5 separate regions of the Mus musculus genome follow, and regions 1, 3, 4 and 5 are each linked to region 2. The links are chromatin loops, found by intact Hi-C in ENCODE. Cell type or tissue: heart. All regions are shown on one strand. Links, peaks and the distances in the headings refer to the core of each region. The heading gives the core; the rest is flanking DNA. Region 1 overlaps Ldb2 (LIM domain binding 2). Region 2 has its middle 32 kb from the start of Ldb2. Region 3 overlaps D5Ertd615e (DNA segment, Chr 5, ERATO Doi 615, expressed). Region 4 holds the start of Gm40296 (a long non-coding RNA gene). Region 5 overlaps Ldb2 (LIM domain binding 2).

The links. Peaks named below come from ENCODE experiments on the same cell type or tissue, not always from the same donor. Only the 100,000 strongest peaks of a DNase experiment are listed, where the experiment ranks them.
Region 1: a loop joins it to region 2, with 2.0 times the contacts of the local background. A loop is called at or near these places in 3 of 42 quality-filtered maps.
Region 3: a loop joins it to region 2, with 4 times the contacts of the local background. A loop is called at or near these places in 2 of 42 quality-filtered maps.
Region 4: it touches region 2 in a loop (7-fold over the local background); 8 of 42 quality-filtered maps call a loop at or near these places.
Region 5: it touches region 2 in a loop (2.7-fold over the local background); 3 of 42 quality-filtered maps call a loop at or near these places.

Annotation. Positions count from the first base shown.
Region 1 is chr5:44,492,448-44,497,447 of GRCm38, reverse strand. All of the region lies in intron 5 of Ldb2 (LIM domain binding 2), which reads left to right. Among named protein-coding and RNA genes, the nearest start is that of Gm40297, 64 kb to the right of the region's middle. In heart, for the core only: no CTCF peak of the experiment used is centred there; DNase peaks (open chromatin) are centred at 2,147 and 3,197.
Region 2 is chr5:44,828,835-44,835,182 of GRCm38, reverse strand. No RefSeq gene overlaps it. Among named protein-coding and RNA genes, the nearest start is that of Ldb2, 32 kb to the right of the region's middle. In heart, for the core only: a CTCF peak has its summit at 3,682 (motif pointing right); no DNase peak of the experiment used is centred there.
Region 3 is chr5:45,275,730-45,282,077 of GRCm38, reverse strand. The region is part of intron 4 of D5Ertd615e (DNA segment, Chr 5, ERATO Doi 615, expressed); the gene reads left to right. Among named protein-coding and RNA genes, the nearest start is that of Gm46912, 120 kb to the right of the region's middle. In heart, for the core only: a CTCF peak has its summit at 3,241 (motif pointing right); a DNase peak (open chromatin) is centred at 3,267; H3K4me3 peaks cover 951 bases; H3K27ac peaks cover 910 bases.
Region 4 is chr5:44,301,682-44,308,029 of GRCm38, reverse strand. It overlaps Gm40296 (a long non-coding RNA gene), which reads right to left and starts at 1,733. Exons shown (of 4, transcript XR_868403.3): 1 at 1,559-1,733. In heart, for the core only: a CTCF peak has its summit at 3,645 (motif pointing left); no DNase peak of the experiment used is centred there; H3K4me3 peaks cover 305 bases; H3K27me3 peaks cover 857 bases.
Region 5 is chr5:44,762,931-44,767,930 of GRCm38, reverse strand. The region is part of intron 1 of Ldb2 (LIM domain binding 2); the gene reads left to right. Among named protein-coding and RNA genes, the nearest start is that of Ldb2, 34 kb to the left of the region's middle. In heart, for the core only: no CTCF peak of the experiment used is centred there; a DNase peak (open chromatin) is centred at 2,760.

The DNA.
Region 1 (5,000 bases), core at 1-5,000, 340 kb after region 2:
AGGCCAACGCTAAAAGAGTCCTGTGAAGACACTCTGACGTCCTAAGGTGGGTACATGATACCAATTGTGGAGGCATGCCACACTGGAGTAAGACGGACTATAAGACCATCCTTACTGTGTCTTGCCCATTGACATGAAAGCATCGCCCTGCCCCTTGGGGTGCATATGGAGACTGAGATTGAGAAAGCACCTCAAGAACATTAATCATAGTTTGCCCTGCACAGGCTTTGGGAGCCAAGCCAAGTCCACTCAAGCTTGGACTTTAAAACTGCCATCCCCACAGGTGCTGTAGACAGGGCACTCATTGTTATTTAATGGTCCCCAGGCAGATACTAAGTGAGTGTTCGGCTTGCTTCTCCACTATGTTCCCACCCCTGAGTTTATACTCATTTTGCTGGAGAGTTGAAATTGTCGCTTGGTGCTCTGTGTGGAGAGTGAACTGGAGTGATTAATAATTCAGAGCCCTCACATGCTGTGTGATATGAATTGTGTTGATAATTACATGATTATGAATCTGGTTTGAAATATTATTAATGCTGGAACTATCAATACGTAGAAGCTTTACCCTTCAGTGGGGTTTGCTCTGCAGCTGGCTTGAGCCTCCAGTAACCATTGGATGACCCTGTTTGGTGGCCTCATCTGCATTCCCTTTGAGTACATTTAATTAAAATTTCAAGTTGAAAAGAATTGCAGCTTCCTTGTAATCCTGAATGGAATGTTATTAAGCCTGTGTGTTCTCGTCCTAAGTGACCACCTACCAACAGGGTGTCTGGCCTTACTGATCCAGAGGTGATGAGAGAGCTGGCCTTCTCTGTCTGTCTTGCTCTCCTATAAGTTTCAGGCTTATGGACTAGAGACTAAACTGATGCTCAGAGTCAAACTGAGGACTGTGCCGGAAGTTTTATTTGTGTCACGAACATTTTTTAATCATAACATTTTGTTTTTATTAACGTAAGAAACTGAAGCAAGTTGATGATATACATCTGTGATGTGCTGTGATAACCTGACGTATGTATACTGTGTGCAATGGCCAAGCCATAGAACACATTCACTTCCTTTCCTTGAACACTGATCATGCTCTGTGTGTGTGCTCTTCAAACTCATCTGCTTTAACTCAGTCCGACAACACTGAACCTGAGGAGAGGCACATCACTGTAGGCCCAAGGTGAGCTTTAAATCTAGGTCTGACTCAAAAACCCAGGCTCTTTCCTGGCCTGCTGCAGGCATAATCTACATATAAAATGTGCTGCTTATTAGCAATGGTTTAGAAATTCTCCAAAATCTAGAACTCTGTGACACTAGCCAATAGATCCAAGAATAAACTAACAAAATATTATAAGAAGAAATGTTTCCTAAGGTATTTTTAAAAACATGTTTTACTCCAAATATATTGATTGTGCTCTATTGACTGCCTAAGACCTTTTGAAGGCATCTCAGGGCCATCTTCAGATCTGTGAGTTACAGTCAAGGACTGTTCTGAGGATATTGGATGATGATGGCCACCCTAATTTCATCACAAAGTTCCTTTTCTTCCCCCATCCTCCCAGCTGCTTGAGCTTGTGAGTTCATCCATAGTGGGAACAAGAGTCTACTGACTGGCTTTCAACTTCCTAACTCCTAGGAAGTAGCTCCCATCTAAGTCAGGTCAAAATGACACAGGGAGATCAGTTTGTCCTGGAGAAGAATGACAGTTCCTCAAATCAGAGAGGACCTGAGAAAGCCGACTGCACAGCCCCAGGATCCAGGGCTACTGGAAGTTAGTACCATATCTGAAGAAGACACCCACAGCTCTGGGTTTGAAGAAGCCTCGTGACTATTGCTCTGTATACTGTGTCATGGAGACAAATAAATAGACATCGCTCATTAGAGAGACAGGAAGATCAACATTTGTCCAATGTTCACCTCCCCAAATTACATCTGATTTTAAGAATCTCACAATGAACCCACCTCAGAGTAGGAGACTCCAAGACTACCAATAAAGTTCAAAATATGCTACTATTAATAGAGGTGGAACTTAAGAGTGGGGGCTAAATGCCTGGACCTTTGTCAGCTGATTGATCATTCCTTTGTAAGCAACTGGTTTTACTTTCGCTGTTGTAACATCAATCTACAGTCCACTGGCTAAAGGCCAAGCTGGCCTTCACCTTGGCACGGGACCATATTCTGTGACTCAGTGCTTCTTGTCCATTTATTAGTGCTGCAGACTTCCTATAATTCAGTCTAAAAATGGCATCCTGTGGAAAACACTGCATTTGTGATTGAGCCCCAGTAAAGAGGCACTCGAGTGTATGTATGTCCCTAGAGAGAACACGGTGAAGCCCTAAACCCATCATCTGTTATGTGCCTTCAAAACCTTAATTCCTATCACAATTTTAAAGTAAGAGAAAAAAAAATGGAAGGAAAGAGAAAGGTAAAGAAAAATGCCCATTCCTGCCCCACCCCTCCACTAAGGAAAAAAAAAAAAAAACAAAAAAACTCTCAGTCTAAAAAAAAAATCTATTTTTAATGCTCAAGACGATGGTGGTGAGGGAGATTGAAACCACAGAAAAAGGCTTTTATTAGAGGCTTTAATTCCAAATGGAACTCAGTTGCATTCATCACAGGTCTTATTCTCCATTTGCTCATTAGTTTGAACGACAAAGTCTCCGTGAAAATCTACGGATATGGGTGCTTCCTCATCTGATACCTTGCCACGTCCTCTCCTGAGTGTTTTTAGACAAAACTCGTTTTGATTGTGGGCGCTCCTAAACCGCACCCCTGATTTGAAAGTGTCTGTTCCTCTGCTCAGCTCCGCCAGCCCTCAACTGTGGGTGACGATCCTCTAAACCTATGATTGATTTGGGACCCCGAAGAACTTGAAGGAGACAAATGGTGTTTGGGAAGCAGAGGAGGCTGCCAAGGACACAGGTGAAGAGTGACAAGGGATGTGTTTCATAATCACAATGAAGACCAGCAAGGGCGATATGATCTCACACTGTATGGGAAGATGTGACTGGTGCGTGCAGCTGGCTTACCAAAAGTCAGGAGCTGACGCAGAACTCCCGAGGAAAACATTGTTTGCCTTTCAGAGGAATTAAGGGAAAGGAAATATCACTCTCCAGCTTCATATCGACAGCAACGAGGGGCTGGGAAATTGCTGTTTCCTAAGCTGTTTCCGAAAGATACAGTTGTGAGCTGGGGGGTTACAGGGAGGTAACAGAAACCAGAATGGCCCAAAGCTGCCCTAAGAAGAAAGGGCTTGGCCACCTGCTTCTCAGTCAGCTTGAAAGAGATAACCACTTGCCGGCAGCAGAGGGGAGTGGAAAGAGAACGGGAACTTTAGGATAACCCATTTGTTCCATGGGTTGTTAGTGAGCACCTGCTGTTTGCTGAGCGCTTTTCTGCCTGTTGACCAAAGGAGCTGAACACACACTGATTCCATGACTGGTTAGTTAGTACTCTGGGGACAAAGTACTTAACACCTCTAAAAACAAAACAGAGAAACGGGGTGGGGGGGGGGGGCTGGGGCAGGGGCACAGATCCAGATCTATAGCCATTGTCATGAAGATAGCCTGAGAGAATGTATGGATGTAGATAGAATAAGATCATGTATGAATGGAGAATCACCTTCATCTCTCGGAGCCTGATTGCTTTGATCTTAAGAACAGACAGTAAGGCCGAGCTCCCAGAGCCCACCCATTGTTTAAGGGAAAGGCAAATCCAGCCCGCCCAACCATACATACACCAAAATAGTAGCTGGCAGTTTCGGAAGTCCTTCTGCTAGCACACACGAACAAAATTGAGTAAAGTCAAGCTTTAAGAGCATCTTGCTGGGGAGAAATGGGAACAGTCATTTAAAGGATACCTGGACCTTCAAAGCGAGGCTTTATCATGCAGATAACCCCAGAAGAAAACGAGATATGGGAATATTTCTTCTGTTTTTGGACGAATCAAAACTTTTTCAGCTATGACTTAACAGGTTCTTGTTAGGCCTTAGGCCACTTGGTTCTGCTTCTGGTCGCAAGGGGCACTGAGGAGGAGCTGGCACCTTGCGTGCCTTGGGAGGTTTCCTCTGCACCTGCAGGCAAATGTCACTGATGGCAACAAGTTCCAAAGGCACAGGAGAGTAACTTGCTACAAGCCGTTCCTAAAAGCTAAGGACAAGGCCAGAGACCACATCCTCACAAAAGTGAATGTCTGATTTGAAGAAAGAAAACCTTTACCACATTCCCCAGAGCAGTGGCGAGGGAAAGACGTAGAGTAAGAGGAGACATGACCACAGTGCCATGGCTGACACTCACTGGGCATGGTGAGAACAGGCTGTCTCCCAAATCCCTTGTGCTCTGTTCTTACCATTTAAAAGGATTGGGCATGTTTGGGCTTTGAGATTCCTGTAATAACTGGAATCTGATCACCTATGGTTTCAGGTTTTAAAATGATTTGGGATTCTGAGACTCCCTCCAAATACAGAAGTCTAGAAAGAGGGAATAGCTGAGGCATTATCACACCCTTCTAGCTAGAAAGCACCTGAAACACCTCTAAATCACTATCTCCACCTAATATACTCACTTCTTGGTCCTTCTCGGGGTAGGGTTTGGGACCAAGAAGCTATGCTTTCTATTATACCATCAACGAATTCAATGCCAGGAGTTGACTTTGTTAGATAGGTGTTAACCATAAAGTCACGTGTGGATCAAGACACCCCAGTAATATTGGACCCATTGGCTGGCTTGAATAGGAAATATTTTCAACATTACCTATAGATCTTCTGTAATGGTCCCAGTGACCTTGATGCCCCGAGCAAGAGAAAAGCTGAGACCACATGGAGAAGTACAGGACTAGAAGGTCTCCCAAGGGGAGCAGAAGGGAGACAGAAAAGAAGAAAACATCTGTAGTTCCTCCTGAGGCCTCATAATACTCTGGGATGGGTGGGGAACTCTGCCAACAAAGGATGCACGTTTCCAAATGACAGCAGGGAAGAAAGATGAAGACGGGGCCTGCCCGGCTCTAACTTCCTCCTT
Region 2 (6,348 bases), core at 762-5,761:
CCAAAACAATGTTAATAAATAATATTAAATAAATCAGTATGTTGGTTTGGAAATGTGGGTATCATTCTTCTTAAACTTGACTTTAGTATAAATGTCTCTGGATTTGTACTTGATGCTCTGTAGCACACCTTTACATATGTGAAGGCAATATCTATGAACTCTCTCTCTCTCTCTCTCTCTCTCTCTCTCTCTCTCTCTCTCTTTTTCTTGGAGGGGGGGTTTGAGACAGGGTTTCTCTGTGTAGCCCTTGGCTGTACTGGCACTCACTCTGTAGACCAGGCTCTCCTCAAACTCAGAAATCCTCCTGCCTGTGCCTCCCAAGTGCTGGGATTAAAGGCATGTGCCACCATGCCAGCTATGAACTCTTATTTTAATACATTTTATGAATATAAATATATGCATATAAGAATTTGAAAATTGTCATACAGTTTTTCTCTTTGGACCTACTCATATTGTCAGTTCTATGAATCCAACTCCTCAGATTTAAGTAGCTTTGCACTCCTCAAACAAACACATAAGATTGTAGCATGTATTTATTTAATGTAATGTTAGATCTCATTTACTAATATTTCATTAAATATTTTTCCTAAGTGAGTGTTAGCATGAAAAGTTTATGACTCCTCTGTTTTAGTAGCATTTTTATCAACTTTCATTCAATTTATAAAACGTACTTAGCACCTTTCCTTCCTGTTGACACTGACTCTTAAATATCACTGGTCCTGAAAAACACATCTGCCCTTCTATTTAACCAAGGCTGTCTGTCCACCAGAGGACAGAGAACAGCCCAGTTGAGGGCACAAAGCTTTGGCTCCCAGGGAAGCTTGAAACTACGGATGACGGTGTGTCAAGGTCTTAGAGCTATTTTTCATTTGAGAAAATTGGATAACACATAGCAGGTGCTACAAAATGTCGGATATTATGATCAAATGACAAAAAGAGCAGGGGCCTGCAGAAAGTCATGAATCCTAAATCAAAATCAGCATGTGAGATTTGGCAACAGGATGAAATATTTGAAGCTGGCAACTCCTGGGCGTGCGGTTATAGCTTTTATAGACTCCCTAGTGGTTAATTGCAGTTTCTCATGTGTGCAGAGAAGTAGAGAAGAAAGACATGAAATGAACTGACGTTGAGGGTACTTACTAAGTGTGAACGTAAGTACTGAGGGATTTTCTTACTCAGTCCTTTTAATCCAAATTGAAAGCCTATCAGATTGGTGATTCCTCACTTTCAGAACTCTCAGCTGAAGAAATGATTATTCAGGATCTATGACTTTCTGGAAGACTGGGAATCTAATTCATGAGATTTCGAACTGATGGAGATGATACCAAAAGGAAACTGGGAATATTCTAACTATCACTGAAGGAATTTTTTTCTTCACTGAGATTATTTATCTGAAGAGTGGATGGTAGAAAATAAAGACCGGCCCAGGGGCATGTGATGAATACCCTTAGCATTGGAGAATTGGAAGCAGGAGTATTAGGAGCTTGGGGCTAGCCTGGGTTATATGAGTTCTTGTCTCAAAAAGACCTCAAACTCTCCTGAAAAGAAAATGAAAGTTACAAAATAGAATTAATAAAAAAAATGGAAAATATGTATTTTCAGTAAGTCTCAAATGTATGTACATTGTGCATATATGTGTGTGTATGTAGATATATTTTATTTTATTTTTAATTATGCATGTATAAATACATCTGTATGGGGGTATGCCCTTGGATGTCAGAAGAGTGTGTTGCATTATCCCTGGAGCTGGAGTTATAGATGGTTGTGAGCTGCCCAAAATAGGTGTTGAGAATCAAAACTCAGGTCTTTTGCAAGAATGCTACATGCTCTTAACTGCTTAGCCACCTCTCCAGTCCTACATATGTTTAATCACAGAATTTTCCTCTAGCAAAGGAGAGTATGAGTGAGGGCACTTGTTGTGGTCTCTGGTGGTTATTAGCCCGAGCTATTTGCTGCATTTGTCAGAGTTTGCACGATTTCACAAGAAAGAACCAACGAGAGCTGGAGAGATGGCTCAGTGGTTAAGAGCACTGACTGCTCTTCAGAAGGTCCTGAGTTCAAATCCTAGCAACCACATGGTGACTCACAACTATTGGTAATGAGACATGATGCTCTCTTCTGGTGTGTCTGAAGACATCTACAGTGTATTTAGATAGAATATTAAATAAATCTTTAAAAAAAAGAGAACCAATAAAATAGTAGAAGACAGATGACTAGAGCAGTATCCAGTAAATACAGGTGATCTGTAAACACTTACTATTTGGAAAAAAAAAAAAAGCACAGTGAGTTCTACTTTTGAAACTCAATGTAATTATTTCTCCATTTTAGAGGCTTATGAAGCAGTGAGTGTAGATTCCTGGGGGTGGGGCTGTTGCCAAGGAAAGATGGTGCCCCTGTTAGTACCTCTGCTTTTGAGACAGTAAATGGGTTTAGGAGCTCTTGAGTGATGAAGTGTATCTTAGTGGCCTTTGGGTTTCTCTTCAACTCCAAATCTTATTCAATGAACACTTGTACAGTAGAAAACCCAGCAAGGGGCATACAAGTGAAAGTTCCAAATGAAAAAAATATACAGAGGAGCAATTAACATGAAAGGCACTTAATCTCACCGCATTCAGAGAAAGGTCAATTACTATAGATGCCAAACTGGGAAACTGTTGAGAATATATGTCATAAATTATTTTGGATCTCTGTTAGAGGAACTCAAAGAGAGGGTCTCACATGTACTATACAGCACCCAACAAATATGTGTCTCCAGTTCCCACATATATTGTTTTAAGAAATTGAATATTGCCTTTTAAAACATTCTATTCTTTGATTACTTTTTATTTAAAATTTATTTGTTTGTTTGGTGTGTGTGTGTGTGTGTGTGTGTGTGTGTGTGTGTGTGTTTACGTATCATGGTTCCCTTGTAGCAAGCAAGGGACAACCTGAAGGAGTTGGTTTTCTTCTTCCACCATAAGGGTTCAGGGATGAACTTAGTGCTCAGAGTTGGTGGTGAGTCCTTCTACTCAGCAAGATCTTTTGCCAGCCTCTCTTGATATAATGATAATATAATAATTGCTATCAGTGATCATAGCCACTTTCCTTCTCTTTCAGGACAATAGTGGGTCTTCATATTATTGAATATAATAAAAGGTAAGAAGGAAAGAGAGAAAGGAAGAAAGAAAGAGAGAGAGGGGGGAGAGAGAGAGAGAGAGAGAGAAGGAAAGAGGAAATCCCATGTTGACTTCATGTTCGTGATCACCACAGCCGAGGGCTCTTCATATTTTCATAAGCAATGCTGTGCCAATTGTCTCCTTATGTGCTAGGTGTGTACTACATGCTTTTTGTTCAGATTTGTGAAACTCACAAGAATGTTCACCAGTATTCCACTTGTCTTGTAACTTAGTTGGCTGTGTTTTATAAACCCAGAAGCTAGGAATAGAAAGCCCTGGAGGATATAATCCAGAGAGGAAAAAAACAAACCAAGGTTGTGGAGGCTAAAATCAAAATGAATGGGAGCGTCTTGAGGATCAGAGACTGAAGTGTTCATAGAAGCTAGCAGCATCCACGTGGCCTCCCTGAACCAGGTATATCATGGGTATTAGTCTAAGTAATGGGAAACCCTTGAGCGTTTTAAACAAGGGTACCTGAGGTGAGATTCATGGTTTCTACTTGTGTGCATGCCGTCCCTGAATCAGCCACTAGAGGGAGACAGAAGGTGACAGGGCAATCACAAGTCAAGCCCTCCCCTCTACCATGACCTTCACAGTGGGAACAGCCTGCTTCAAGAAATGTCCCAAAGGGAAATTGACTTTCTCTGATTAAGGAAAAGTGGCAGTGACTTTATGAAATGATGCCTCGCTAATTGGATTCTTACAGATTTCTGATATTATTCCAGTAGCAGCAGAAGAATCTTTAAAAGAATATGTCCTGTGGATCAATTAATAGGTATCCAAGCAGACCTCATATATAATAGGGGATCTGAAGAACTTTCTGGTTGGCATATGGCCCAGGCATTGGAGATTTGGATATTTTATTATCATTTCCATGTTAACAGGAGACACTAGCCTCCAGCTAGTTCAGAAGAGATCACAATGGATCAAATGGTTACTATGGGACATCTTATAATTAATAATGCTAGACTTCAAACCTCCTCAGTCACTTGTTTGGTTGCAAAGCATCAATAAAAGATGACAACTGAAGAGATTCTAAAATGCTTAATGGTATAAAGCATGGTGTTTATAGTTAAGAGAACTACCATGTAAACACCAGTTTGGGGACATCCTGTTTACTACAATGCTCAGATGTGCACACCAGCACTGCTCTGGTGACTGTCTTGACTGAAAGTGACCTGCAGCACACTCTGTAAGGTTAAAGATGGTAGAATAACATGAGGGAGTTCTAGCTGCGGCTTAACCACATGCTGTGTGACTTAGGCAAATGACTTAACTTGTCTGAGCCATAAGAGTGCTCACTTCCTGACTAAAGGACTTAATACATGCAACTTTTGACATGGATCAGGCACATTCAAGCAGTGTCAGGTGGGAATCAGTCCTTGTGTAGTGAATGCCCCCTTTAGACTGATAGGATCCCTTTTCACATGTGTTCAAAGATCTGGTTTGATTTTGTTAATTTTAATGGTTTAAATCAAATGGGCAGCCACATTTCTGATATGGGTGTAGGTACATCACTTTCTGCTGAGTTTCATTGTGACCACATGAACCTAGAGAATCATATAAAACGCTTCTCCTTGAATTCTCTCTATAGCATCCAAAGCAGGAACCCTCTGGCCACCACCTCTGCTGCAGCAAACATTGCAACCTGGAACTGCAATAATGGTTTGGCTTTCTCACTATCTTAGGTTTCTTCTAAAGAGCCATTTATTTAGGTTCAAGTAGATAAAAGAGTTGTGGCAGTGCCTTTACTTGTGGGACTATCTCATACCTGCCTAAAATGTCTGATTTTAAAACTGGAAACATCATTGCAACAAAACTCATGTATAGCAAAATAAATTGGACGTATACCTTCAATTTGAATGTGGTAGGGATTGATACCAAGGAGTCTGTGTAGAGGCCTCAGTGGCTGGCAGACTAAGATGGAGTCAAAACCCGAGGCTCAAGAGAGCTTCATTCTCTCAAGAGGTAGCTGGGTAAGATCTGGGTCACTCACCATGCTGACTACTGAAGCTTGACATACTGTGAAATCCTAAGACAATATCATAGCCATTTACAATATTAATAAAAGGGGTATTGCAATGTTTAACTTGTCTTAGGATATATATGGCTATAATAAACATTCCAAAGGGAAAATGAATGCTGCTCACCACCTGAGGGAGGAGGTAACCTACTCTCCCAGGTAGAAAAGTGGATGATGACCCTCAAGTTTTGCTTTTAAGAGGAGAAATTTTAAAATGAATATTTTGCTAATGAAAATAATTAAGTGTAGTTGCTAATTAATGCAATTAAGCATTGCTACTCGTTTTTATGCCAATCACACAAAAATAATGCATGCATATAGGCTATGTATTTCTGACAGGTGAAAGGGTTTATATTTGGAATGTGTCAATTCATACTTCAGCCATTTGCTTGCATACTGAAATGCATTTTACCTTTTCATGTAGACACTGGGGAGTTCATCTGTACTGAGTGCTTGTATTATGAGGTAAGTATAATCAGCCTTGAAAACTACCCATCTGTACTACCTCCCCGCCCCCTTGGACAGCTGTGTGGAACAGGAGGCAGATGAGGGTAGTGACTTCAGAACAAAGGGGACAACAATCTCACTCAAGATGTCACAGATATCTATTACCTGGTGATCTAGAGAAAAACAGCAGTGGGGACTGGATATTGTCAGATCTTGTTGGCCGATGATGTTCAAAAAAGCCTATGGGAGAATTCTCTCTTACTTGAGGAGAGGTGTAGGCTTTTTGTTCCAGTTAGTCAGCTGTTTGTTACTGTAACAAATCAGCTGAGACAATCAATTTTTAAGGAAGAAAACCTTAAGTTGGACTCATAGTTGTAGATGGTTTTATGCAGGGTTGGTTAAGTTTAATGTTTCCGGGCTTGTGATGAGGTAGCAGATAACAGGGAGTAAAGGTGAAGAATAGCCACCCACCTTATAGCTGTGACCAAGGAGATGGAGGAGACAGAGGACGTAGCTGAGAAAGAGGAAGAATACCCAAGTTACCCTTCAGAAACGTCTAAATGAACTAAGGACTTCCCAGGACCTCTCCCAGAGATCGCGCCATGTTTCAATAACATTACAGACTGGAACCCAAGCCTTCAGTACTGAGTCACTGTGATACACTCCATATCAAGACCTTTCACATATAGGTCGGTGTCTTCCCAAACACCTTCATAAAAACAT
Region 3 (6,348 bases), core at 811-5,810, 450 kb before region 2:
GGATACCCAGGATGCTTCCATAACTTGGCTGCTGTGAATAGCGCTGCAGTAAATGTGGAGGCCCAGAGATCTCTGTGGTGTGTTCAAAGTCCTTTGGATGTATACCTAGGGCTGGTATAGGGATTTTCAAATTTTTCTTCCTTCTCTTGAGACTTTTGGAAGCTATGGTGTTATTTGAGCTAAGAATCAACTGCATCTAATTGGAAGCTCTTCTAGTTGTGGCAAAAAAAAAATGGCAACAGACACAATTAACTTTAGTCTAGAGTGCCATGTTTAAAATTTATAGAGACCCCAGGGCTCTCCTTAAGTGGTTTGGGGACAAAGTTTGAATGATTCATTTCTGCTTCTCTCCTGAAGAGGGTCCTGAGCTAAGAAGCACATTTTGAGGTACCTGAGAGATACAGGTCAGTAGGTAACAGCACAAACTGTGCTTGTAGAAGGCCAGAGTTGGATTCCCAGTTCCCATGCCAGGTGGTCTGTAATTCCATCTCAGGGGATCTGAAGCCTTCCTTGGCACTGCACTCACCTCCCCCTCCTCAGTACACATGCATAAATATTTTTAAAATAAAAGAACCAGACTATGGTTTGAACAATAGCAATTTGGCAATGCTGACTACCAAACCTAAATGAAACAAACCCCAGAACTCATGTTACAGAGAGAAACAGATAGAAATAGGACCTAATGCTGCAAACACTGAGGGAATCCCGATTTAGATGCATGGGTGTTCATCTTCTGTTGTCCCAGTATATCCACCTTGTATATTCATAGGGTGTTAGTGATAGGATCCCTGTGGATATTCATATCTGTAGATTGTGCAATGTTTGTCACCACCCACATCTTCCCATATATTTAAACTCACCTCTAAGTCACTTGTTACTCTTACTGTGTAACTACAGTGTAGTCGGTTTCTGCACTGTGTTGCTCAGGCAATAGTCACAATAAAAAAGAGTTCATTCATGTTCATTTCAGATCCAGTCATCCTCCCTGAGATTGTGATCCATACCAACTTGCATGTGTAGATGTAGGGTGTTGATCCTATGTATGCAGGAAGACACCAGTCATTTTTTAAATTAATTTATTTTTTACACTCCATATTTTTTTTTGTTTTGTTTTTTGTTTTTATTTATTTATTTATTTTTTTCCATTTTTTATTAGGTATTTAGCTCATTTACATTTCCAATGCTATACCAAAAGTCCCCCTTACCCACCCACCCCCACTCCCCTACCCACCCACTCCCCCCCTTTGGCCCTGGCGTCCCCCTGTACCGGGGCACACAAAGTCTGCGTGTCCAATGGGCCTCTCTTTCCAGTGATGGCCGACTAGGCCATCTTTTGATACATATGCAGCTAGAGTCAAGAGCTCAGGGGTACTGGTTAGTTCATAATGTTGTTCCACCTATAGGGTTGAAGATCCCTTTAGCTCCTTGGGTACACTCCATATTTTATCCCTCTCTCATTCACCCTCCAACTGTTCCACATCCCACACCTCCTCCCCACACCCTGTCTCCATGTGTATGCTCCCACCCCCACCCCACCTTACCTTTAAACTCCCTGGGACCTCCAGATTATTATTATTTTTTTGGGAGGGGGTTTCGAGACAGGGTTTCTCTGTGTAGCCCTGGCTGTCCTGGAACTCACTCTGGAGACCAGGCTGGCCTCGAACTCAGAAATCCGCCTGCCTCTGCCTCCCAAGTGCTGGGATTAAAGGCATGTGCCACCACTGCCCGGCAAGGGGCCTCCAGATTCTTGAGGGTTAAGTGCATCATCTCTGAATGAATACAGACCTGGAAGGCCTCTACTGTATGTGTGTTGGGGGCCTCATATCAGCTGTTGTATGCTGCCTGTTTGGTGGTCCAGTGTTTGAGAGATCTTGGGGGACCAAATTAATTGAGACTGCTGGTCCTCCTACAGGATCACCCTTCTCCTCAACTTCTTTCAGCCTTCCCTAATTCAATAATGGGGTCAGCTGCTTCTGTTCATTGGTTGGGTGCAAATATCTACATCTGACTCTTTCAGCTGCTTGTTGGGTCTTTCAGAGGGCAGTCATAATGGGTTCCTTTTTGTGAGCGCTCCATAGCCTCAGTAATAGTGTCAGGCTTTGGGACTTCCCCTTGAGCTGGATCCCACTTTGGGCCTGTCGCTGGACCTTCTTTTCCTCAGGCTCCTCTCCATGTCCATCCCTGTAATTCTTTCAGACAGGAACAATTATGGGTCAGAGGTGTGACTGTGGGATGGCAAACCCATCCCTCACTTTATGTCCTGTCTTCCTGCTGAAAGTGACACCAGTCATTTTTATCTTGTGTATTTATTTTGTTTGAAGACAGTCTCTACAAAGGACCCCTTGGAACACTAATATCTTCTTACTCTAGATACTGACTTTATTATGCCATTTGATGGCTGGTAAATTGAGACATTAATAAATAAAACTATGCAAATAAGTTTTACAATTTAGTCATTGCCTGACTATAGACAAGCAACTTCATGCCCATGAGCTCTAGTTTTCCTATTTGCAAAATAGGAACAATAATGTCTGCTCTGTGCTGTTATGAGGGTAGAAATCTAATCTAAATTGTCCCTTAACTCAAAGGCCAGCCCCTAAGAATAAGACTCTTGTCTGTGTTTACCAAATATAGTGTCCTCCTGACTCTTTGGCCAGGACTCAATTTCATGTTTCCTGGTCAGTTGTGAGTGTAGAAGGGAAAAGAGAGGATGTGCGTGTATTAGGAGTGTATGTGGCTGAAATTTGACTCTGTTAAAGCATGCTGTCTCCTAACAGCTCTTCTTTTGGGGTTTGGAGAAACAAAAGACTTCTTCTCTTGGTTAGGAAACCAAGATCTAGAAGCATGAAGTCTCTGGGAGCCATTTCTTCTATTCCTAAAATTGACTCTAATGTGCTCTGTGACCTATGGAACACACTTTTACCTGTCTGAATCTCTGCTTCCTATGACATAAGATAGGTCTGGGGACATTGCTTAGTGTTTAACTTCCTGGTGTGAGCTTTACCTACCTGGTGTGAGGTCTTAGTCTTGAATTTGATCAAATTACAAAAATAAAATAAGGTAAAATGAGGTGGCTAGTCCAGGTGGCATTAGCGACTCTTCAATCTTTGCAGTTTTAAAATTCTATCCAGATTTGGGAGTATAAAAACCTCGAAGTGTGTTTCTTTTCTGTAAAATGAAGGGGTGTGTGGTAGCAACGAAGAGGTCGATGATGGGACTGTTATTTTAAATTGGCCACTTGGGGTCGCTAGCGACTCGAGACTGGCTGATAAGGACAGCAGAATGCCTCAGGGAATGGATTCTGGGGGCGGTTGATGAAATTTTCTTTCTTGTCTCTCCCTTTGGTTCTAGAATTTGGCAGAAAACTTGATCGCATCATTAGTGTTGAACAGCTCTTAAGCACGTGGCAGAGGACTGTATAGAGCCTAGGCTGTGGCAAGGTAGCCATGCCCATCCCCAAAGAGAAGAGAAGAGAAGAGAAGAGAAGAGAAGAGAAGAGAAGAGAAGAGAAGAGAAGGGAACAGAAAGAAAATAAAAGGAAAGGAAAGGAAAGGAAAGGAAAGGAAAGGAAAGGAAAGGAAAGGAAAGGAAAGGAAAGGAAAGGAAAAACAGAAAAGAATTAGACAAATATCGGAGATGCAGCTGGTCCTGCCTTTTGATTACTCGGTGTGCCTTGACTTGAAAAACCGGTTCTGCAAGGTTAAACTGGGTGGCATAAAACCTGACTCCGAGGTAGTGTAGTTTGTCCCATAGAATTCGGAATCATCAAAGGCAGAGAGCATTGAATTCCCACGGAAGCCCGCTGAGTAGGGGGTTTTCCTGATGAGCTCTGCTGATGAGGAAAATGTAGCGGAGAAAGACGCAAAAGTCCCAGTGGAATCCAGTGAGGGATCACCTAGCAAGAAATAAACAAAAGAGGGCCAAGCGTCTTTGCACTTGGAGCTGACAAGCTCCGCATAATGTAACCCTGTCCAGAAGAGCAGTACCCTGCTCAGAGCATGAGAATAGCTTTCTGCAGTGCTGTGTAAACAGTCTTTTTCACTAGCCTTCCTGGCTGCTAAACTGGGAGAAGCTTAAGTGGAGGAGGAGGAGGAGGAGGAAAAGGAGGAGGAGTCATCGTCAGAAGGATCTTAATAGAGACAGATTTGGAACTCCCACTGTCCCCTTTCAGGTCTTGAATTACTGTTAATTTTGTTACACCCATCTCTCTTCTCCTAATACTTTTAGAGAATGACAATAAAGAGTCTGCAAAACGAGGGAAATCCACTTTGCCAGGCTGGTCAAAGAGACCCTATCTAGGGGCTGCTTCAGATGGAGGTCTTCTGCAACAGAAGTGAAATATCTATGCCCCAGGTGCCCTTCAGGGGTCATCTGCAGTACCCCTTTGCAGTTTGCTGTTGGGGAGCAGCTTACAGAAAAGGAAAGTGTTTGTGCCATTGTTTGGGGGCTTTCCTTGTTTGCCCCCTCCAAACCTCCAAGTCCAGTCCCTGGTAAACTGTTGGGGACTCTGGAGACTTCAGCGTCTTTTCAGTTTCTTCCTAAACTGTACATTCACACCCATACTGTTTATGTGCACGATCCCCTCTGGTATGTGTCCAGCACAGTTACAGAAACGTACTACGTCTGGGTGCACTCAGGACTTTCAAGGGGTTAACCTCTTTTTTTATATTGCTATCTTCTGTGAAATGGAATAATGCTGGTATTTCCCTAAGGGTGTGATGGGTAGGTTGTAGCAATGTTGAAGTGTAAGGTGATCCAGACTTAGTGACACTATGATAGGTACTATTCCTTGAACTTTGCAGTCCATGATGGTAGCATGTATAACGACAGAACATTCAAAATATAGCTACTGGTGCACTGAGAACAGACTGCCCCGAAAACACTATGGGACATCTCCAGCAATTTTTACACAGATCCTAAGTTTATGTTGTAATTGGTTGCAAATATGTGCTTGAATAAAGTGCCTTTTAAAAGTTAATCTTATGCTACTTTTTGAAAATATGGCTACTAGGCAATTATTATACAAATAATCATGATAGAATATTTTTTTTTACAAATGGCTTATATTTGTATCTCACACTTTATTTCTGCTTGATTTTGCTACCCTAGTCCCTCTAGGACTCATCTGTCTACTAAAATACTACCATTCAACACTACCAAGCTCATTTTGCAGAGCCAACATTACTTGGTAACAAAACAAGAAAGAAAGAAAGAGGAAAGAAAAAGAAAGAAAGAAAGAAAGAAAGAAAGAAAGAAAGAAAGAAAGAAAGGAAGAAAGAAAGAGAGAGAGAGAGAGAGAGAGAGAGAGAAAAAATGAAAACTGTAGATTATTTTCCCTGGTAAATATTTTTAAAATCTCAATAAAATACTTGCAAATTGAATTCAAGAACACATTAAGAACATCCTACACTGTGACCAAGTTGGTTTCAGTCCAAGGTTGGTTGAACATATACAAATTGATAACTGCAATCCAACCCGTAAGTACAAAAGGATAGCAGCCACATGACAATCTCAATCCATAGGGTAAAGGCATTCAAGAAAGTTCAACATCTTTCCATGATAAAAGCTGTGAAGAAGCTGGGGATAGAACCTACCTCGATATAAACAGGCTACATATGAAAGACACACAGCCAGTATTGTACTAAGTAGGGAAAACCTGAAAGCATTTCTTCTAGAATCTGGACTAGGATGAGGATGCCTTCGCTTTCCACTCTTGTCACTACTTGAGGTCTAAGCTACAGCAGTAAGACAAGAGAGAAAAAAAGATGCAAATTAAAAAAAGGAAGAACCCAAATAATTCCTATTTGTGAACCACATGGTTCCATACTGAGAAGAGTCCAAATATTCCACCAGAAAACTGGTAGACATGATAGATATGTTCAGCAAAGTAGCATTATACAAAATCAACATATGAACACCCCTGGCTTTTCTATACATCAGAATTAACTTGATTAGGGGGGAAAAAACCCTCATCCACAATAGCTTCAGAAAATAAAGCAACAGAAATCTGGAAATAAGCCTAGCCAAGGAGGTGAAAGACCTCTGCAGTGAAGACACGAAGACACTGAAGAACAAAGTGTAGAAGATATGAGACAGTAGAGAGACCACTCATAGTCATGGATTGGCAAAATGAATATTGTGAAAATGGCCCTGTTACTGAAAGAAATTGTTATATTAAAATAGAGGTTAAGTGGGATGGCCATCAAAACTGTAATGGCGTTCTCCACAGAACTAGAAAATTCCTAAAGCAATCCTAAAGCTTATAGGGAGACACAGAAGACTGTAAATTGATAAACCAATCCTTACTGGAAAGCACTACTCGGAGGTACATACCTTAAATTGTGTTAC
Region 4 (6,348 bases), core at 825-5,824, 530 kb after region 2:
TACAACCTATTCTTATACATAGCAGATGCAGATAAACTCTGAGGAAAAAGCAGAGCACTCCCAGTACAGTAGAAACCATCTAAGGCACAGCCGGGCCACTTCACACTGAGGCATAATGGCATTTTATAAAAAGCTGCTGTAGTCCCAAGAAATGGGTTCTCCAGTTATAAATATTTTTTTAAGATCACATGCAATTGTGCCTCTATTTTATGGTATAAAACTCTCAAAATGAGGAAATGTCTGTGAGATCCATGTTTAAGGCCCTTTCATTCCCTTGCCATTATTTCTCTGCGTGGTGACCTTTAAATTTAGCCTGAGTATAAGTGAGGTTGTCAGAACATCGGGTTACATTATGCAGTTCAACTATTTGTGCCTTGTAAAGACAACGTATATTCCAACAAGGAGCGCACAGTGGAGGAGGTGCCCTGGCGATATTCTGGAATTATCAGAGCCAGAATGCATCCAGAAGTCAGTCAGTGCTTAGGACGACTCCGCCTTCTTGAAAAGCTGCTTGCTGAAAACAGGTTTTCATTTATTCTCCCAGAAGATAAGATAACCTGTGGCTGCTGTGTGGCCTTGCTTCCCTGGCATCTTGGAGAGAAACGTGTTTGAAGGCTACAGGAGGGGGTTGGAGAGGGCGGGGCAGGGGGCGGGGCGGGACAGGGCGGGGCGGGACAGGGCGGGGCGAGTAGACTGTGTTGTCTGCCTGCAGGGCTGGTTTTTCCGTGGGGGCACTGAGGAGGCTTTGAATAGTAAACTGAACCTAAGGCTCCAAGGCTTCCCAAACTGGTGCTAGTACTAAAGGACCTTTTGTAGGCATGAAGAATCTCCCAACTCCTTTCTTAGCTGTTTGATTAGCTGCCCTCACCTTCTCACTGATAAATAGCTCAGACATGACGCCTGGGTCCTGTAGCCAATTTCTTGGAGGCAGTTTCAGAGGCTGAGCAGGATGGGCAAGAAGCACAGGGAGGAGGGGAGGGAGACCCAACCTTTGTGCCTCGACAAAGACTTTATGTTGTGCTGGAGTTCCAAGGCACGTGCTATTAGCTGATATCTAAGGGGAAAAAAAAGAGGAAGAAGAGAAAGAAATGGTTCAAGCACGTGGAAACTAGATTGGTCCTTGGAAACTGCAACAAGGCACTAGATAGAGATGCCCTCCTAGAATGAGCCAGCTCAAGGTCAAATGACAGCCGTGATAATGACCTGCACACTTTTACAAATCCTGAAGTACATGCATGGCAGGAAGGTCATCAGATAATGAGAGATGTGCATGCTGTTGGGCCTGTGACTAAGTTCCAGACACTACTCGGTGGAGTCACCTGCAACTGCCATTTTTCCCAAAATGCTTCTATCTGAGATTAACTCTCTTGATTCAATACACACACACACACACACACACACACACACACACACACACACACGCCTGCATACCTATAGCTATACCTATAAGTATAGGTATATACCTATAAATATAGGTATATATATAGGTATAGGTATAGAGATTTCTATTCTGTCCTGACACTCTGGTCCAGCATGCCTCGGCGACCTGCCTCCTTACCTTAGACAGTGGTTCCACTTCCTTCAAAGAGGTGATGGTTAACCTTGATCTTCAATGTGATTTTATTGAGTAGCACAGTTGAAAACATCTCTGCTGTTGATAAGGAGGAGTGGAGTGGGATAAGAACATTTCCAAAGATGATTAGCCAAGGAAGGAGTGTCAGCCCTGAATGTTGATAGCACCATCCACTGGGCTGAAGGCCTAAATAGAATGAAAGAACAAGAAGGGCTGGGGCTCAGCGATAAAATGCCTGCCTGTGGTGTGTGAGATCTTGGGTTTGATCACCAGCACAGACAAAAAGGATAAGGTAGAAGAAGCCCACTAGCACCTTTCTGTTTTATCTCTCTCTCTCTGTCTCTCCCTCTACCACCCACCAATTTCCTCTCCCCTTTCTGACTACCATGAGCTGAACAGCTCTGCTTCTCCATAGTCTTCTACCATGATTCTCTTTCCCACCACAGCCCAAATCCAATGGAGCCAGATCACCATGGAGTGAGCTCTCTGAAACTTTGAGACAAAAATCTTTTCTCCTTTTAAATTGTTCTCTTGAGTATTGGTCACAGCAGATTGGTCACATCAATACAATAATGATGATGATCATAATATTTTTAAAAGAGAAAGCAAGAATCTAACAAGCTATGGCTCTAAGGAGAGACAAATGAAGAAATGTAACAGTGTCTGGCACATAGTATCCTAAAGAACAACCCACAAAGATTGTCTAAGTGCTATTCCAGGTTTCCTTCATCCTAGGAACTTCTTATGAACGAGCATTTGGATCTTTCTAGGGCTGGCAATAAAATTCTAAAGTAACACTCTGGTATTCTCCTCGGATAATTGTATCTTCTCTGACAAGGATTGTCAGCCAAAGGTACCCATTTTCCCTGGCTCTATGGACCCAAGGTGGGTCTGTAAGACTCTCCATCATTCCCCCAGCCACGTTATGCTTTCTGCTAGTACTGAAGCTATGCTGTGCTCATGCAATTGTTTTCTCAACAAAGACAATGGACAATGAATTTGTTGAAATCAGGAAAGTGATTTATCAGATCGTTATTGGTTACATTAAAAATTAACCTTTGTTGCTGCAACCGAAGACTCAACATATACATTATTAGAAGAAGATACTGTTACCAAATAATTAGCCTTGCCAGCATTTACTGACTCTGCATTGGCTGTGTGGTAACGTTTAGTATGTCTCTACAGTGGTGGGTGTCTTGACCCCATTTTGCAGATAAAACCCTAGTCACCTGCCATTGCACTTGTGACTTGCTTTGTAGCCTTCAACGTTTCTCTGAGTCTGTCTGTGTCTCTCTGTCCTGGTGTGTTGTGGGGTTGCTTATACCACTGACACACAGGAGACTTCAGGAAATCAAAAGGGATGCAGAAGAAAGCAGAGCACCTTAGGTGCCAAATGCCCTTTAAACCATATCTGACTTCCTGTGATCAAAATTGGCGTTTTCAATCATCGGTTTTTGATGGCTCCTTTAAACCATCTGCTGTTCTTCATGCGTGACAACATTAGATAGTGCAGGTTTCTGTGAAAAGTTCAGTGACTACAGACTTCCGGGTAACAAGTTGTTTGTTTGTTTGCTTGCTTGTTTGTTTGTTTGTTTGTTTGTTTTACCCTGCAAGAAACACAGTCCTTATATGGATATTCCCACTCCTTCGTTCCTGTGTTCTGTGATCGTGGCTTGTATTCTTGGCTTTCCTGACCAGTCTTAGACCCTTCTCCTCTCCTTCTCTTTATATCCCCCTATATTTTCCCACCTGGAAGTCCACAAGGACTAGCAAATGCCAGCAGTGACTCTACACAGTTTTATGAGTGCTTTTAGTAAATTAGGAATTAGAGCTGGCTTCCTGTGTTAGAACGGGGATTAGAAGGAAGGTTTTTCCAACGTCTCCTGAGGATTATACGAAAAGTAAGCAGGAATCATGAAGATTGGGAATGTTATTTCCAAATGCCAACATTTTTAATAGACAAACATTGCCTGCGATCCGGCTGCAGTATATTAGCAAAGAATAAAGAAAGCCATGAAAAGGTAAACACTGGTGGGCTCCTGGAATGGGTGAATATTCTTACTGGCTCACAGCGCCATCTTGTGGCCTGTTCTTAAACAGAGCCCGTTTTCATCGTAAATCAAGCCGACCTTCTGATCCTGGGCAGGTGAGCCCCCTTGGCAAAGTACAGGAGCTCCTGGCGTCCTGATCTTCCCTAAGCATGGCTGCCAGTCACCCCACTTGTTGGATAATTTTCTTCTCTTTGCTTTAAAACATTTATGATGTTTTCTTTCTTTCTTCTTAACTGGTTCTTTCTAGCTCCCATCACCAAATCTGCTTTATGTAACTCCTGAGGTGTGCTCCTTGCTTTATCATCCCATGCTTCCTGTTTCTTCTCCTCTCTACAGATTTTTATATTCCAGACTCTTCCACTTTCTTTGAGCATTGCACACCGGTGACGCATATGCAGACACTCAGGCATACATACATACACACACACACACACACACACACACACACACACATTAAAAAAAAAAAAAAAAACTGGCCATAATGGCACACACCTTTAATCACAACACCCAGGAAGCAGAAGTAGAAAGATCTCTGTGGGTATTGGACAAGCCTGGTTTATATGGCAAGTTCCTGGCTAGCAGGGCTATACCTTGAGATATTGTCTTTATATATATATATGTTATATTAAATGATTGGGCTGTTCTTGTTTTTCAGGTCTCTTCCTTGAATCTTTTGATTGAGTCTATTTTCTTACCTTTTGCTTGCTGGTTCACAGCAGTTTGTTGTGTATTATTAACATGCTGCTCACTGCGTTTTGAATTCCATTTTTAAAAGTCTATTGTTTTCGCTAACGCCTACTTTTATGATTCACAGTATGGTTTCTGATAATGAAAACAATCCTCCCTTTGCTTGTGGTCTGAGATAGCGTTCTTGCTCCACTTTTTGAATCGTATAAGCTCTTTCCCCAGTATCCACTTCTCAAGATCTGTCTGTACCCACTAGTGAGTCTTGCCGCTTCTGTCAGATATTGAGCCCCTTAGTGTACGTGAATTCTCTCTCATAACTCAAAACTTTGTTGCTATAGGTGAACAGTGCTGTGACAGCCTGGACTGAGTGTTCAGGGCTCCATAGAGACCCTTCGTATCTACTCAAGAATCCCCCTTATGTGCTGCTCTCTTTAAAAGTTAATTTAACTATCCATGGACTTTTAACATTAGCCACTAATTGGAAAATGTGTGTTAACTAGCAACAAATCATCTTGAACTTTTTTGAATCTGAATTAACTTACAAGTTTTATTAAGTTGAAGCCATTATAGTTTTTGCATTCGCCTCATGATAGCAATATCATATTCACATTTTCAAGTCTTTGTCTATTTCCTTCCTAAAGCTTTAGGGTGCTCTCTGTAAAGCTCTAATGTAGATAAGGGATACAGCTTAACACGTGTGAGGACCCAGGCTCCATCCTCAGGACCAGGTACAGAAGTTCTTACATGCCCTCTGTTTAAGTAGATCTTAAATATGACTTACTGTGACTAGGATGTTCTCCATCTTCCATTTTATGGTCAAGTTTATTATGACTGATATAAAGAAACACTTCAGATTGTATACAGCTTGTTAATATTGCTAAAGCTGGCGAGTAAGATTTTGTACAATTATTAAAACGTTTCATTAATTTCACTTTTTCTTTCCTTTTCAATCATAAAATTTAAACCTTTGTTTGTGGTTTCTTTTTAAAAGACAACCTCACTAGGTAGCCCAGGCTGGCCCTAGACTCAGTCATATAAGTGCTCAGGTTAGGACTATGCCACCACCAGGTATACAGCCTATTCCTTCTCTTAGAGAAGTACCAAGACTCCATATGACAGCAGCCCACATTGTCCAGTACAACCTCATCTTTATTAATTACATCTGCACTGTCCTGGTATCCAGCGAAAATCAAATTCAGAGAGATTAGAGTTAGCATTTGAAAACAAGGAACTGCTCATCTTCACCTCTGCCTCCACTCCTTCAAATCCAATTCTCCTGTCTCATCTATAGCTTGGCTGCAGACAGCCTGCTGCAGCCTCCCTCTCCCCTGCTCTTCTACCCTGTCTCCAGTATATCACACACACCTTCCCCTCCAAACTGCCTCACACCTAATGCTTTATCCCAACCCCCAACTCTAGCAGGTATTCCTTGGGAACCTGCAGGCCACTCAAGCCAGAGAAGCAGGCAGACTAACTACAGATCTTCACCAATCTCTCCCACCCCCTCTCTCTCTTCCTCTTCCTCCTCTCTTTCATTCCCAGCTCTCCAGTTTCACTCCATCTCTACAGCAAGCCTCCTGCTGCATCCTCCCTTCTACTCCACCCCGATATCCAATAGATCATGAAAATCTTCTCCACTAACTTTTTTCTCCACTGGTCCTGCTATCTCGGCCCCCAACACCAGCAGGCGTTGTCTGGGATCCTGCCTGCCAAGTCTAACAGAGAAGCAAGAAAGTCATCAAATCAGGTGGGCAGGCTTAAGTTCTTCACTCTCCCTCCTCCCCTCCACATCCAATGCCCAGTCTCATCCCCAGCACCCGATGTGGCATCTCCTTACTCTTTGCCCGGGTTCCCATGGAACCAAACAGAATCTGGTAGAACTTCCTGCTTTCTTCCCTCCTGTGGACCCCCTAAGGCACAACCCCAGCCTGTTCCCTTCTATAAGGGTCCACTAAAAACACATTTTACCCAGAACTCCAAGTGACAACACCTCCTCTGAAGATTTCCTACCAGGCAATAAATACACACACACCACAC
Region 5 (5,000 bases), core at 1-5,000, 66 kb after region 2:
ACCTATGACTAGCAGAAGTGGGTTAGAGGCTAGTGGAATACTGAAGGAGTAGGGAGGAGGCTGGAGCTAAGCTTTGGCTTTCAGCAGCATGGAGGGCTGTTGTCCCTTCTGTAGTGTATATTCTTTGATCTCATATGGCTGGGGGGAGGGGTGGCACTCAGCATTTTGCTTGTTCTAACCATAGGAAGAGCTATGGACATCCAATGAGTAGAAGCTAGAGATGCTGATAAACATCAGACAGAATGTAAGATAGTCCTTCAGCAGTGAATTAATCCACTCAGTGTCTATGGAACTGTCCTGAAGAGACATGACTTCAATGACTAAGAGTGTTGCTAGCTGGACCATGACTCAGAGTCATATTCTTTTTATACCTCTGTTGATACCTTTGTGGACTGTACCCAGTTTTCTTCATCTGTACAGGTGATGAAATAAGACAATAGAAAGAATGTGGAGGTAGGAGGGATATTTTTAGAAACATTCCAGCACTCGAGTTTCATACATATGCTCTTTATATATTTATATTCTAGCCAGAGAGTAGCTCTCCATACCCTAACAAAGATACTTGCTTTGTTCAAAGGCCTTCTTGTGTAAAGACTCCTAGAAAATAACGTAAATTTCATTTTTCTCATAACTGTAAAAATCATCCTGTGTGTCCAGCCTTTTTACTGGACATATATGGACTCATGAGGTCATGACCTATGGTAGCACCCAGGACACCATGCTGATGAGTATGATTTCATCAACACTGTCTTAGTTCTCAGCTGTGGATGGTTGTCCACGTGACTTCAGTGTTATAAAAAGTCTGCCCTGGAGTATGTACTCATTGAATGAAATAGTCACAGAACACTGTGGAGAAGTCACAGAGTCTGTGACTGTGGTAAATCGCTGTTTTTGTTCAGCTTTGCTCTGCTTTTATAGAAGAACCAACTAACAATGGAGACGTTGAGTTGCCCATGACACACAGCTGATGGGGTGGCAGCCTTAGGCCTTGTTTATGAGTGTGGACATTTCAGAACAGACTACTCCATCATGCGGGGGATCAGCATTCAGAGATGACAGACTGCTATTTCCCTCCGTTTGGCCAGATGGATCAGTTAGAGAAGGACTTCTGAATATAACACAGATAACCAGAGATCCAATGAGCTCAGCTGTGGGAGCCATTTAATGTTCTTTGTGACAGCGTTGCTACTATTCCCTAGAAGACCAGGGCTCTGACTTGGGCTGAATGTGTTTTTTTGTGCTACCGCTCTTAGAGAGCTTCGTAGAATTACATGCTCTGAAGTACAGAAGTGTAGCAGGAAATGTCCTCACAGACGATGGGAGAGTTCTTTACTAGGACACCAAAATCTGCCCATCTTTCTGTGTTTGCCTCAGCAATCCATGGATATGAAGGTAATGTCTTCAGACAACTACATTCGGCTCATTCTAACGTTGGAAGTTAAGGAGCCATTCTTGGAATGGGCAGGCCTTTTGTGTCCTCCCTTCATCAAACTCTGAGAAGAATTCTCTGTCTAATGAGATAAGTTCTTGTCAGGAAGTTGTAGACAAAGAGAAATATTTTTAAAATGCTGCATTTAAGATTTTACGTAGCACCTAACCAAATTCGAAGAGCTCCCATAACGTCAGTTATTCTCCTGCCTTATTACCAACATCTCTGGTATTCCATGAAATTACCTTTTCATGAAATATGGTAAGGTTCTCAACAAATATTGCTTCACTTAGACTTTGAGTAATTTGTGTGCCTCCAGCTGACTGTGTAGCTCAGGGAGAGACTTCTTCCTCTGTGGTTCTCACGTGTTCAGTAAAATGTAGATAACCCTTCCGCTGTATTCAGGTTCTCAGTGGCAAGCCTCTGAGTGTGTGGCTCTTGACAAGTCACAGTTACTGTCTCCAAAATGAGAGTACAAGGAAAAGCCCCAGCAACTGGTGAGCATCAAAAGAAAAAGAGTGTAGTTCACATCTCACTCTCACTCTCACATAGATACTGAGGAGGGGAGAGTAGAAACAAGCTGGTATAGAGTGTGCTGGTATTGTCAGCGGTGTTCATAAAGAATCAAGGGCCTCTGTGGAGCTCGTGCTCTGTATACCCATCACTCAAAGAATTCTGCTGGGACACAAGTTCAAGTGGTAAAATGTCCCAAAACGGGCCCTTTGCATTTTCTGTAGTATAATCAGGAGTGGGACCTCTAAGCAACAGAGTGAACATCCAACACTCATCATTCATCTAGAGTATGCTAAGCTCAGTTTCCTTGTCTGTAAAATGGGAATGAAACCATGGTAGTGCTTCAGTGAACCATAGCAGAATTCTGTGCTTAATAATATCCTAAGAGATAGCTTTCTTTAAAAGTATGGTAATTCAGCAAGGTTCCATTTGATTTCATGAAGCAATTACCAAAATATTGTTTTAATAAGTAATCATTTATTATACAGATAAAACAGAGATTAGTCGTTATATTTGCCCCAGAAAGTTTTACAATTAGCAAAAGTTTTCAATGGATTCAGTAGAAACATATTGTTAAGAATATGCAGTAATATGCAACAATGCAGAAAGAATTGCACATTGACGCAGTTTGTGTAGTTCAATAAATACTGTATTGGTTTCAGGATGGAAAGAGGATGTTGCCGAAATAATTGTGATGTGATAGCTTAAAAAAAATAACAGCAACAATAGGCCAGTGTGCAGGCCAGCAGGAAGCTACAACAATACCCCCACCTTTTTCCTGTACCTTGCCTGAGTTCCTTCAGGCGACACAGATAACCGATGGGCGATAACGTCCAGGACTGGCTTTGGTGCCCATGGAAAATAGAAGAATTAGTGTCAAACTGTTATCTGATCAGAAAGTGGACACAGCAAACGCCCTTTCCATGCTGTGTTTAAGGAAAGTCCCTTGTGGGCACAAAGTCCTCTTTCCTCCTGAACTGTTCCTCCAACTGCTCAGAGACTTATTCTTTGGGGCATTCAGTGTGAGGTCAGTTCTTGCCTGGTGTGCGGTGCATTATGGGAGCAGTCAGTGCACACAATGTGTTACTATCTGCAAAGAGCAATTTGAGAGCCACCAAAGAACTTTGCACTTTCATTATATATGCTCATGTATAATCCTGCAAAGCTCAAAAGTGGCTGAGTTCTGCAACCTCCCATAGAGCCTCAGTTTCCTCAGTTGTGCATGGACCATATTGATGTTATGCATATCTGATTGGCTATTATGGGGCTTGTATGAGAATATGCTGCTCAAATGTTTAGCCAGTCACATATTGGGTACTGTTTGCTGTGTGTCAGTACTCAATAGCCACTTTTAATAGTAGCAGGCCTGACAGTGGTAAATGAAGGCTGCATCAATCATCAATATATTTACTGAATAGTCAACATTCTGAACATCATGTTAGGCTGGGCAGAATGGAGAGAGATGGTACTCAAGCAACATGCTCAAGGAGTATGAGAAGTAACAGAAAGAGGCACATATCAGTATAGACTGAGATGTGTGTATGTTTGTGTGTGTGTGTAAGTGCATGTGTGTATATATATGTGTGTGTTTGTATATGTGTGTGTATATGTGTGTGTACATGTATGTGTATGTGTATATGTATGTGTGTGTGCATGTGTGTGTGTCTGTGTGTGTGCCTCTGTGTGTGTGTGTGTGTATGTGTGTGTGTGTGTGTGTGTTTTACTTGTTTAGATAGTGAAGTCAGAAAACGCCTTGCCTGTGAGGGGACATTAGACCATAGACATCACAAAAGGAGTGTGGCCAACATTTTTATGTCCTGTCAGAGGGAAGAGCCATGTCAAAGTTTTACAGGCAGTGGAAATGTCTTTGTTTGTCATGGTGAACTGCAAGAACCTCTGTGTCCCTGGGACAGGGGGAACTATGTCACCTTGCTCTAGATACCTTTGGGAAGACATATTGTAGGCTGGCAAAAGTAGATTCAAAAATATCAGTCTGGAGACAGGATGGGAACAGTAATGATGGATCTGGCCGAGTTCACTGAGTAAAAGTGTAAAAAGACCCATTGCTGAGCAATCCCTAAGTACCTTCTGATCTACAGGGATAGAGGACAAAACAAGGAAGCACTTATGACTTCCAACATCCCAGGTTCTATACCATATGTTCCCTTGGTACATGTCTGTAAGCCGTGCCAATTACAATGTTAGTGTTCTATGAGGTAAAAAAGAAAAGGTACCATGACAGGCTGACACAGTAAACAAAAGTTTGAGAGATAGAAAGAGAGATACAGAGAAACAGAGACAGAGAGACTTTCTTTTTAAAATGTCTGAAAATTTTGAATATGCAAAGATAAAATCAGCGGTTCATTTTGAGGCATCTTTATAAGGACATCAACCAACTCAAGTGTAGGGTTTAATGTCCCTAAACATTTGGTCATTTCTGGAATTGTGCTACATAAAACAGTGCTACAGGGAATATTGTGTGTAGTGGGGTGACCATGGCTGAGCTACTCATCCTGTCTGACTTCAGTTTCTTCATATGTAAAGAAAAGAAACCAGTAGTGTTTACCATGGAGGACCAAGGAGGAAGTGGATTAAGGCAGTGATCAGAACACTGGATAAATGTGAGCATTTCTCCAAAGCAACTATTTCTGAGTAGTTACCAAGCTACACACCTGGGGAAGTTGTTAGACTCTAAGAGGAGTCAGTTATGTCAGTCCAACACAGGAAGAGGTTCTCCAAAGATGATGTCTTTTAGATTGAGCACCACAACCCAGAATCCTAGCATCATGGTACACCAAAGCTCAGAGAGGCAAGGGATTTTAAAGTTTGAAAGGTCAAATACTGAAGGAGACACATTCCTTGGTTACTCTTGGTTACTAGATTGGACTATTGGTTATATATGTCCTTCTCCTTTTGTTTGTTTGTTGAATAAAGTTATAGTGGTCCTTGTACAAGGTTGTGTTTCTGACTAAGTCTGTTGCAATGAATCTTGTCATTAGATATGCATACATGATGTCTTCCTTCATGACCTTTTAGCTTGCTTTCTCTCTCTCTCTCT